Regions from separate parts of the Homo sapiens genome. Here region 1 is linked to region 2. A link is a loop called in an ENCODE intact Hi-C map of the cell type or tissue named here. Cell type or tissue: endothelial cell of umbilical vein. All regions are shown on one strand. Links, peaks and the distances in the headings refer to the core of each region. The heading gives the core; the rest is flanking DNA. Region 1 has its middle 4.3 kb from the start of KRT27. Region 2 has its middle 3.7 kb from the start of KRT24.

Region 1 (5,381 bases), core at 135-5,134, 79 kb before region 2:
TTCTGTTACCATCTTGAAACTAAGATTTTCAAGACAGTAACGGGAGAGCATTAATCCAAATGTGGGGCCTTTCTGAACATGAGACCTTGTGCAGCTGCACACACAGGCTTTATGCCTGTGATGCCAGACCTGCTTATCAGGTATGCTCATGACACACTGATTTTTTTTTAACTGTCTTCATGGTGGCCTGCTTTCCAAGGCAAGGCCCATTACAGCACAGAAAGTGCACACTACACTTTGTGGTGAGGGGACAGTTGACTTGAAAAGATAACTATAAATTCACCATTTCTTGCTGAAACAAATAAACCAGAATTAACTGTGTATCTATTCAGCAAAGGAATGGGAGTAAAATTAAATTCTGGATAAGTTTCCTTTAAGTTCTGTTGAGTCCACAGGATGGGAGGAAACATCTTGTCCTCAGGCTTTTGGGTCTTAAATCTGTCCTTCCTTCCTTGGCTTATAAAAACAGACTATGGCCTTCGGTTCACTGATTTTCCTTTGCTGGGCGGAATTCTAGGGCTCCTGAGTTCTTTACACATTCTGCTAATGATTGCCTGTTCTTCTCCAATCCTTGAAGCTTCATCCTGCTTTTTGCTGAATTGGGTTACTACACTGAAAGTACTTCCCAAAAATCAGTCTCCATCTGGAGAAAAAGGAATGCAACCACTGTACTCGAGTGGTTGTTAAAGCAAAAACTACACGCTGCTATTCCTTCTTTTAACAAAAACCCAAGATTTATGGGAGCTTTTTGCAAGGGAAATAAATTGCCACTTGTTACTGGGTGTAGCAAATGTTTTGACATTTCTATTTTTCTTTCGATTTTTGTCATCATATAGGAATGTATAATTCATTGTCATATTTATAAAAATTTCCATCATAGGTTCTGAGTTTTACAACTGCTGGGACCCACATTTTCTTCTAGTACTTTTAAGGTGATCATATGGTTTCTGTCATAGGACACTTTTATCTGCTACATATCATATTGAGTCATTGTCATTTCTGGTGAAAAACTTCCTTGGGATATTTTCTGCTATTTAATATATTAATGAATTGTATTTGCTAATATTTTATTTAAGATTATTTCCAGAATATGTCTTTCTTCTGGTGACTGATTTCCCCTAAATTTCTCATTTTCTGTGATTGTATCTTAGTTTAATTAGGTTTTTGTCCTTTTATTTCTAATCATTTCCTAAGGTTTGTCACCTCATTTCTAAGTTTTTTTCTAATTCTGGTTTATGGGAATTTTTTTTTCTTTTATCATTTTAGCGATTTTAAGTCACTTTGAAATGGTGGGTTGTATCTTACTCAGTTTTGTAGGCATGTCTTTCCGGTATGCTTTCATTTTCTATAGGGACACTATGCTGCTCCTCATCCTTATTATCTTGTATTAACATTTCCCGGGATTTTACTTCAATCCTTTTCTTTTGCTTGGTTTTATTGCCAATTCATGTTCCTTAACTTCTAGACTGAAGTATCATTCCAGGCCGGGCGTGGTGGCTCACGCCTGTAGTCCCAACACTTTGGAAGGCCGAAGCAGGTGGGTCATTTGAGGTCAGGAGTTCGAGACCAGCCTGGCCAACATGGTGAACTCCCTTCTCCATTAAAAATACAAAAGTAGCTGGGCGTGGTGGTGCACGCCTCTAATCCCAGCTACTCAGGAGACTGAGGCAGGAGAATGACTTGAACCTGGGAGGCAGAAGTTGCAGTGAGCCAAGATCGTGCCACTGCACTCCAGCCTGGGCAATAGAGTGAGACTCCGTCTCAAAAAATAATAATAATAAAGTATAATTCCAAATAGCTTTACTAACTTCACAGAGCTCCCTTTTCTCTTGTTTTTATCTAGGATTCAAAAATACATTGGCTTGATTTCTGAAATTTCCTGTCTTTTTTTCCCTCCTCCACTTGTATCTAGACCTTCTGTTTCCTTCCTCTCTGTGACCCTCTCCTGAATAATTTTGATTCTTCCCCTAGCAGTTTCTCCTTGTCGTGGGTTGCTCTCCCAGGAGGGAACCATGGCTGGTCAGTTTTGAGAATTCACAGGATCTAGGCCGTTCCGTTCCCTTCTGAATTCATGGAGGACCCTTAGTTTAAAGTTAGAACGATTTTCTAAGTAGTTTAACCCCTGTTTTCTCCGTATCTTTATCTCTCATGCCACTTTCTTATGCAATTAAAACTACCAAGAAATCATTTTCATCTATCCCCCTGAAGTGCTCACTTTCAGAATCTCCTGTCCTCCTATGCAACATTGGCTGTTTTTTAAGCCTGCTACCCAGCTGTCATGTGGGAACACTCACTCAGTGCGCTCACATTGGAACTCCATTTCCAGGAACCTAAGTTTTCCTTTTTCATGTTTTTCTCTCTAGTGGCTTCCTGACAAAATGTGCAAAAGAGATAATTTTTTTGAGACCTTTCATGTCGGAAAAGATTTTTATTCCACCCTCACTTGTGGTTGTTAAAGTAGAGAATTTTGGTTCTCTACATAAGTCACAATTAGAAAAAAACTTAGAAATGAGGTGACAAACCTTAGGAAAGGATTAGAAATAAAAGGTTGGATATCATTTTGCGTTCACTTTTTTTTTTTTTTTAAGAGACAGCATCTCGCTCTGTCAACCAGGCTGGAGTACAGTGGTGTGATCACAGCTCACTGCAACCTCCGCCTCATGGGTTCGAGCAATTCTCTTGCCTCAGCCTCCCAAATAGCTGGGATTACAGGCACATACCACCATGGCCCAGCTAATTTTTGTATTTTTAGTAGAGACGGGGTTTCACCATGTTGGCCAGGCTGGTCTTGAACTCCTGATCTCAAGTGATCCACCTCCCTCGGCCTCCCAGAGTGCTGGGATTACAGGCGTGAGCCACTGCGCCTGGCCTGGGTTCGTATTTTGAAAGCATTCTTCACTAGAATGATGGCTTTCCTAAAATTGAATATGTGTTGGTTTTGCTCCTGACATTTTAAGTGTTTGTTTGTCGCCCCCGCCCCCAGCCATGGTTCTCTGAAAGATCCTGTGGATGTGCCTCACTGTGGATGTTTTTCATTTATCATTCATGGTTCTTGGTGGTCTCTTTGAATTTAGAAGCTCAGTTGTTTAGTTCTGAGTAGTATTTCAGAAAATATGTTTATAAAATAATTTCTTCATGATTTCTCCCTTCTCTCTTTCCAGAAGACCTACTTGATGTTGTTCTTCTTTGACCAAGTCTCTCATTTTCTTTTTCTTTTTTTTTTTTTTTTTTTTTTTTTTTTTTTTTCTGAGATGGAGTGTTACTCTGTCGCCCAGGCTGGGGTGCAGTGGCGCGATCTCGGCTCACTGCAAGCTCCGCCTCCCGGGTTCACGCCATTCTCCTACCTCAGCCGCTGGAACTACAGGCGCCCGCCACCACCGCCGGCTAATATTTTTGTATTTTTAGTAGAGACAGGGTTTCACCGTGTTAGCCAGGATGGTCTCGATCTCCTGACCTCGTGATCCGCCCACCTCGGCCTCCCAAAGTGCTGGGATTACAGGAGTGAGCCACCGCGCCCGGCCCAAGTCTCTCATTTTCTAATATTTTCTTTTATCTGTAAACAAGTTCTCTGAGAAGGAAATTCAAGGACAGAGACTTCATTCCAGCAAACAGCTAGCAAGCTGGTGAGACACAGCCTTTGGTGTAAAATGAAAATGTGTTCCAGAGAACAAAGGAAGGGAATTTGTCTTTTAGAGAAAGTTCCCACCCAGGTTCCCACTTAGGTCTGCTTATGCAAAATGCAGGATTGAAATTTACTTAGTTCTGGTTGGTTGATGTTTGCTTAGTTAGCTCTTATTAGTCAGGGCATGCAGACTTCTGATTGATCCATGTAGGTTACAGCCTATTGTTTGGTTCAGGTGGCATAAACTGGAAGCTATGAAAGTCCCAAAGTTAAGCAGATGTGCACATTTTCTGGGAACTCAGAGTAAATATGTGACCTGTAGTCAGCAAATGGTTGCTTGGTTTTAATTTGAATTTAGGCCCAGTTAGCTGCTCAGGACTCATCTTAAGAGGCTGGTTCTTTACGCCAGGCACGGTGGCTCACACCTGTAATCCCAGCACTTTGGGAGGCCGAGGCTGGCGGATCTCTTGAGGTCAGGCATTCGAGACCAATCTGGCCAACATGGTGAAACCCCATCTCTGCTAAAAATACAAAAATTAGCCAGGCATGGTGGCATGTGCTTGTAATCCCAGCTACTTGGGAGGCTGAGGCAGGAGAATTACCTGAACCTGGGAGGTGGAGGTTGCAGTGAGCCAAGATCGCGCCAGTGCACTCGAGCCTGGGTGACAGAGCAAGACTCAGTCTCAAAAAAAAAAACAGAGAGAGAGAGAGACTGGCTCTTTCAAGGCTCACATATTTATCTTTTCATCTTTTTGTTCTAATTTTGGGGAGTTTTTTTTTAAATTTATTTTCCAATTCATCTATTGAAGTTTTCTTTTGGGACTTAGTTTTTAATTCTAAGAGGTCTTTTATGTGCTTCCTGTTCAATTTTAATGATGTTCTATCCATGTTTTAAATATACAGTATTTTTGTTACTTCTGAAAGTAATAATTATAGGTAGTTTCTTTTTTAAAGTTTTCTTCAACGTTCTTCATTATCTCTGTTTCCCCTGAGTGCTATTTTTTGTTTGTTTGAGTCTCTGTCTTTCTTGTTGGAGTGTTTTTCAATGTATCGTGATATTTTAAATTATGTTCGTTTTGAGTAAGACCTTAAACATTTGAAAGCTTTGTGTGAAGTGTCTGTGTTTCCTTCCAGAGTGGTTGTACAGTGAGCTCCCTTTTTGTGGAGAACACTCAAACAATTCTATCTGGAGGTATTTTCTCTGAGATTCTTCAGCTTCCTCAGAGAGACCCAACAATTCGGGCTGGCTACATAATTTACAAGGCCCAGTGCAAAATGAAAATGTGAGGTCTCCTGTTGAAAAGTCAGAAAAAAAGTTCAGTTAGAAATATTAAAATAGGTCCAGCGCGGTGGCTCAAGTCTATAATCCCAACACTTTGGGAGACCAAGGTGGGTGGTCTGAGGTCAGGAGTTTGAGACCAGCCTGGCCAACATGGTGAAACCCCGTCTTTACTAAAAATACAAAAATTAGCCGGGCATGGTGGCAGGCACCTGTAATCCCACCTACTTGGGAGGCTGAGGCAGGAGAATCACTTGAACTCGGGAGGCAGAGGTTGCAGTGAGCCGAGATGGCACCACTGCACTCCAGCCTGGGCGACAGAGCGAGACTCCATCTCAAAAAAAAAAAAAAAGAAATAGTAAAATATAAATCTTTTTCTTCTAAAAAGTCTTATTATTTATAACATGTAATGAGGTAACGGGTACACATATATAACAGCATAAACTACAAACAGCAAAGAAATAATGTTTTGGTGTCCTA
Region 2 (5,381 bases), core at 86-5,085:
AACTCACCATAACATAGAATCAGTGGGAGCCCTGGGCTTGTTTTCCTGAAACTAGGCAGTCCCATCTGGGGGTGATTGGAGACTGACATATCATCAGGCATTAGATTCTCATAAGGAGCCCACAACCTAGATCCCTCGCATGCACGGTTCACAACAGGGTTCATGCTCCTATGAGAATCTAATGCCACTGCTGATCTGACAGGAGGTGGAGCTCAGGCGGTAATGCTCGTGCAGCCTCCACTCACCTCTGGCTGTGTGGCCCAGTTCCTTCATACAATTCCCAGGGATTGGGGACCCCTGACTTAAGGGTTATGTAGGTTTCATGACATAGACATGAGTCTGGCCATTTGTGATTAACTCAATACCCAGCCCCTCTCCCCTCCCCAAAGGTTAGGAGACGTGGCTGAAAGTTCTAAGCTTCTAATCAAGGCTTGGTCCTCTGGAGACCAGTCCTTATCCTGAAGCTATTGAGAGGCCCCTAGCCGCAAGCCATCTCATCAGTATTCAAAAGACACTCTCATCATTAATATATATTTCCCTTTATACCACAGTTATCTAAGAGAATGTATCAACTCACAGAGATTTTTCTGGTTGTCTTTCTTATTGTTTAGTTCTAATTGTAACTCTGATCAAGAACATTGTCTTGAAAGAATCTCTAGGCAAGTATTCTTTTCCTCAGTTGGGTGCCTTTATAAGAGCTTACCTTGGAGTAGACACGTAGAGGCCAGTTAAGGGGACCTCTAAGCACAATTTCCACTCTACCCAGTTCTCAAGCACAAGCAGTGAACTTTTGCAGCTAATGCTCTAGTAAAGAAAATCCCTCCTGGCTGGGTGCAGTGGTCACGCCTGTAATCCCAGCACTTTGGGAGGCCAAGGTAGGTGGATCACCTGAAGTCGGGAGTTCGAGACCAGCCTGACCAACATGGAGAAACCCCGCGTCTACTAAAAATACAAAATTAGCTGGGCATGGTGGTGCTTGCCTGTAGTCCCAGCCACTCAGGAGGCTGAGACAGGAGAATGGCATGAACCCAGGAGGCAGATGTTGCATGAGCCGAGATTGCGCCATTGCACTCCAGCCTGGGCAACAAGAGCGAAACTGTGTCTCAAAAAAAAAAAAAAAAAAGAAAAGAAAAAAAGAAAATCTCACCTAATAGTAATATAAAACACTTTCTAAATCTGAGAAGTAATACATTTAATTACCAGATTGCTAAAAATTAGAGCTGGAAGGGAACCTGAGAAGTGGATAGACCAATATAATAATTTTACAGATGAGGACATGGTGGCTTGGTCAAGAGACATCGACTGTACTCAAATGTTGTGTTATAGTTCTGGTGGACAGAGGACAAGAGACTTGAGACTGATGAAGCTTTCTTCTGAGCCTATCATATAAAATATGATCTTGTGTAAAATACCATGCCATTCTTTTGCTATGAAACTACTATTTAAGCCCTGGATTCCTTGACCAAAGATTTGCAGCTTCTCTGACATCAGAGGGCAGCAGGAGGTTGAGGGGTCAAGCTGGAAGAGACAGAGCAGGAAGGCCCAGTGTATCAACTTAGCATTGGCAAGAGGCACAGGGGCTAGGCCCTACTGCTCAAGTTATGATCTGGATTGTTCATGCTTTTGGATTCTCTGAAGAGAAGACTACTGTCTGTCTGGTATGAAGAAAGGCACAAAAGGACTTTTTAAGCAGAGCTAATCCTTGAAAACTGTGCTTATTTCAAACTGTCTTATCTGTGGAGCCTGGAGGACAAAGCATCCCAACCCCCGCAAAGTCACTCACCCATTCTCTTAATTCTCCATAAACTCACGGAAAGATCTTCAGGAAACATAGAGAATTGAGTTATTTAAAGAGATTTGAAAGCACTCACATACAAGAACAAAGCCAGGTGATTTTTCTTCCCAGAACAAAATTTGGCAAAATGGCATGACCAAGCAGATGCTTCCTGGTGGAGAAGAGGAAGCCTTCAAATAGACACACTTAAGTGAAACCAGGAAGAGAAAGAATGGACGAGGGTGGTGGGGAAGGAGAGAAAGTGATGAAGGAAGAGAAACAGCCACAGAATTGGTGGATTTCTGGGGTGTGACAATGACACACCCAATCCATCGACGGGTGGTGCCAGATCTACTGGAGTGGGCTCTTAGTCATGTTATTATTGCAAAACCTTTTTTCTCTTCCAAGTAGTTGACCCTGGCGGGGCCTAGAGCAGCCACCAGCAGGAAGCTGGCCCAAACAATGATTCCCTACAGGAAGGTCCCCGGTTGACTCTTGCCTGACCTTTCTGCCCTCTTCCCAAACAACATTTCCTCTTACTGCCAAGCCCCGCTCTCCGCCACCACACACTGAGAATCACTAACCCAGAAGTGGAGCATAAAGATTCAGAAAACAAAACACAACACATAGTAAAGAACAAAAGTAATCAGTGATCCAAGTTGTTCATGAAGAAAATCAGGCCATGTTAGTTTTTATTAATTCAAGGAATATTTATTGTCTATCTACTATCTGTCATTGCAACGGCATTGCAAAGAGACTGTTCACACATCAAATTTATACTTTCCAATGTGTCCAAAAGAAAGAAAATTGCTATATTAAAGAGATGTCTGTGCTCCCATGTTTATTACAGCACTACTGACAAGATTTAGAAGCAACCTAAGCATCCATCAACAGTAGAATGGATAAAGAAAAAGTGGCACAGGTCAGGCGCGGTGGCTCATGCCTGTAATCCCAGCACTTTGGGAAGCCAAGGAGGGCGGATCACGAGGTCAGGAGTTCAAGATCAGCCTGGCCAACATGGTGAAACCCTGTCTCTACTGAAAATATGAAAATTAGCTGGTCATGGTGGTGGGTGCCTGTAATCCCAGCTACTCGGGAGGCTGAGGCAGGAGAATCGCTTGAACACAGGAGGTGGAGGTTGCAGTGAGCCGAGATCGCGCCATTGCACTCAAGTCTGGGTGACGAGAGTGAAACCTGTCTTAAAAAAAAAAAAAAGTGGCACATATACACAACGGAGTACTATTCAGTCATGAAAAGAATGAGATCTTGTCATTTGCAACAACGTGGATGAAACTGGAGGTCATTATGTTAAGTGAAATACGCCAAGCACAAAAAGACAAACTTTGTGTATTCTCACTTACTTGTGGGAGCTAAAAATTCAAACAATTGAACTCATGAAGATAGAGAGTAGAATGATGGTTATCAGAGGCTGGGAAGGGAAACGGGGGAGTAGGGGAAAAGTGAGGACGCTTGATGGGTACCAAAAATAGTTAGAAAAATGAATAAGACCTAGTGTTTCATAGTATAACAGAGTGACTATAGTCAATAATAATTTACTTGTATAATTTATAATAACTAAAAAATAGTATAATTGGAATGTTTGTAACACAAAGGATAAGTGCTGGAGGTGATGGGTACCCCATTTACCCTGATGGGATATGTACACCTATATCAAAATATCTTATGTACCCCATAAATCTATATACCTACTATGCACCCACAAAAGTTAAAAGTTAAAATTTTTTTAAATGTATATTTTCCCTTCTTTTTTACTGTCTGCCACAGAAAGTTTTGTCAACATTCAACAAATACTCTAAACCCAGCAACTTCCCTTAACTACTCTGATGTGATGCTTCTATTTGAAAAACACAAAACAGTATATTTTCTTGAATGAACAGAAGATAGAATACCCAAGTTCTGTTCTCAATTCTGTAAAGATTCATCAGGAGCCATATGCCATGCATTTCAGTATTTGGTTTTCCTACTAGTCTAAAAACCTGCAATATGTTAATCTGAAAAATATTTAAATACTAATAATCTATCCCCCACACACACAAAAAAAAATTGATGGTTACTATCTGCAAATCATTCTGCACTTATTATTAAAATCATATTCTATAAGGAAATATAGCTTTTATATGTTTCTTTACAGGTAGAAATAAACTTCTAATCACAAACTATTCAAAATTTGAACTGGGAGCCCAGACACCTAAGATTCAGTCTGTCTCTCTCTCTCTGTCTTTTTTTTTTTTTTTTTTTTGAGATGGAGTCTCGCACTGTCGCCCAGGCTGGAGTGCAGTGGCACAATCTCTGCTCACTGTAAGCTCCACCCACCGGGTTCAAGCAATTCTCCTGCTTCAGCCTCCGAAGGAGCTGGGATTTAAACGTGCTTTCAGCCAAATGCAAGTCTTTATGAAAATTGAAAGATTACATTTCATAGTTTTAAAAGGGAGAAACACTCTGTGACTGTTCCTCCCATTGCCAGCATTTGCATACCATTTAATCATTAGGGTTTAGTTTTCTTTGGTTTCACAGCTTTAGGGATGGGCGAGGCAGGATGACCAACACATTATGTGTGGTGCATTTTTTAGCTACTTTAGAAGGGCGTTATAAAAATTACTCCCAGCTTAACAATTTAAAATTTTGTACACCATGTACCCCTTGGAGATATGTCACCCTAAATATGAAGAAGAGTAACATCATACTCCTGTGAAAACAGTACAGGTAGATCATAAAAGCCACATAAGAGCTACATAGTAAAGTGAATGATTACCTATTTAATCATGTGTCCCAATAAAATGCAATTTAAGGAAAAATTTAAAGCAGAACATTGTTTAACAAATAATTGAATATAAAGATTAAGGTGTGAACATAGTTTAACAGAGACTGGCAAAAGAAGGAAGAAATTCTTAAATAAACAAAAGTCAGCTACTTAAGTTTAAAGCTAAGGAGGATACAAACTATTTCTGGAAGCACCTGTTTTTTAAGACTTTTTAAAAATTGTGGTAAAATACATATAACATAAACTTATCATCTTCATCATTTATAAGTTTACAGTTCAGTAGTCTTAAGTGTACTGACATTGTTGTGCAACCAATCTCCCAAACTCTTTTCTTTTTTTTTTTTTTAGACGAGTCTCACTCTGTCTCTGAGGCTGGAGTCCAGTGGCACAATCTTGGCTCACTGCAACCTCTGCCTCCCGGGTTCAAGCAATTCTCTGCCTCAGCCTCCCAAGTAGCTAGGATTTCAGGCGCCTGCCACCATGCCTGGCTAATTTTTTGTATTTTTAGTAGAGACGGGATTTCACCATCTTGGCCAGGCTGGTCTCGAACTCCTGACCTCAGGTGATCCACCTGCCTCGGCCTCCCAAAGAGCTGGGATTACAGGTGTGAGCCACCACGCCTGGCCCCAAACTCTTTTCATATTGCAAAATTAAAATTCTATGCCCAGTAAGCAACAACTGTCTATCCCCAACCCTTCGGCCACTGGCAACTACCATTCTACTTTCTGTCTCTGTGAATTTGACTACTCTAGGCACCTCATAGTACTGGAATTATACAGTATCTGTCTTTCAAAAAGACACTATTAAACCGGTGAAGTGACTAGA

What was found. A loop is a pair of places that touch in the nucleus more often than their neighbours do. Peaks named below come from ENCODE experiments on the same cell type or tissue, not always from the same donor. Only the 100,000 strongest peaks of a DNase experiment are listed, where the experiment ranks them.
Region 1: it touches region 2 in a loop (2.9-fold over the local background); 3 of 110 quality-filtered maps call a loop at or near these places.

What each region holds. Positions count from the first base shown.
Region 1 is chr17:40,784,166-40,789,546 of GRCh38, reverse strand. No RefSeq gene overlaps it. Among named protein-coding and RNA genes, the nearest start is that of KRT27, 4.3 kb to the right of the region's middle. In endothelial cell of umbilical vein, for the core only: no CTCF peak of the experiment used is centred there; no DNase peak of the experiment used is centred there; H3K27me3 peaks cover 176 bases.
Region 2 is chr17:40,704,717-40,710,097 of GRCh38, reverse strand. No RefSeq gene overlaps it. Among named protein-coding and RNA genes, the nearest start is that of KRT24, 3.7 kb to the right of the region's middle. In endothelial cell of umbilical vein, for the core only: no CTCF peak of the experiment used is centred there; a DNase peak (open chromatin) is centred at 2,237; H3K27me3 peaks cover 259 bases.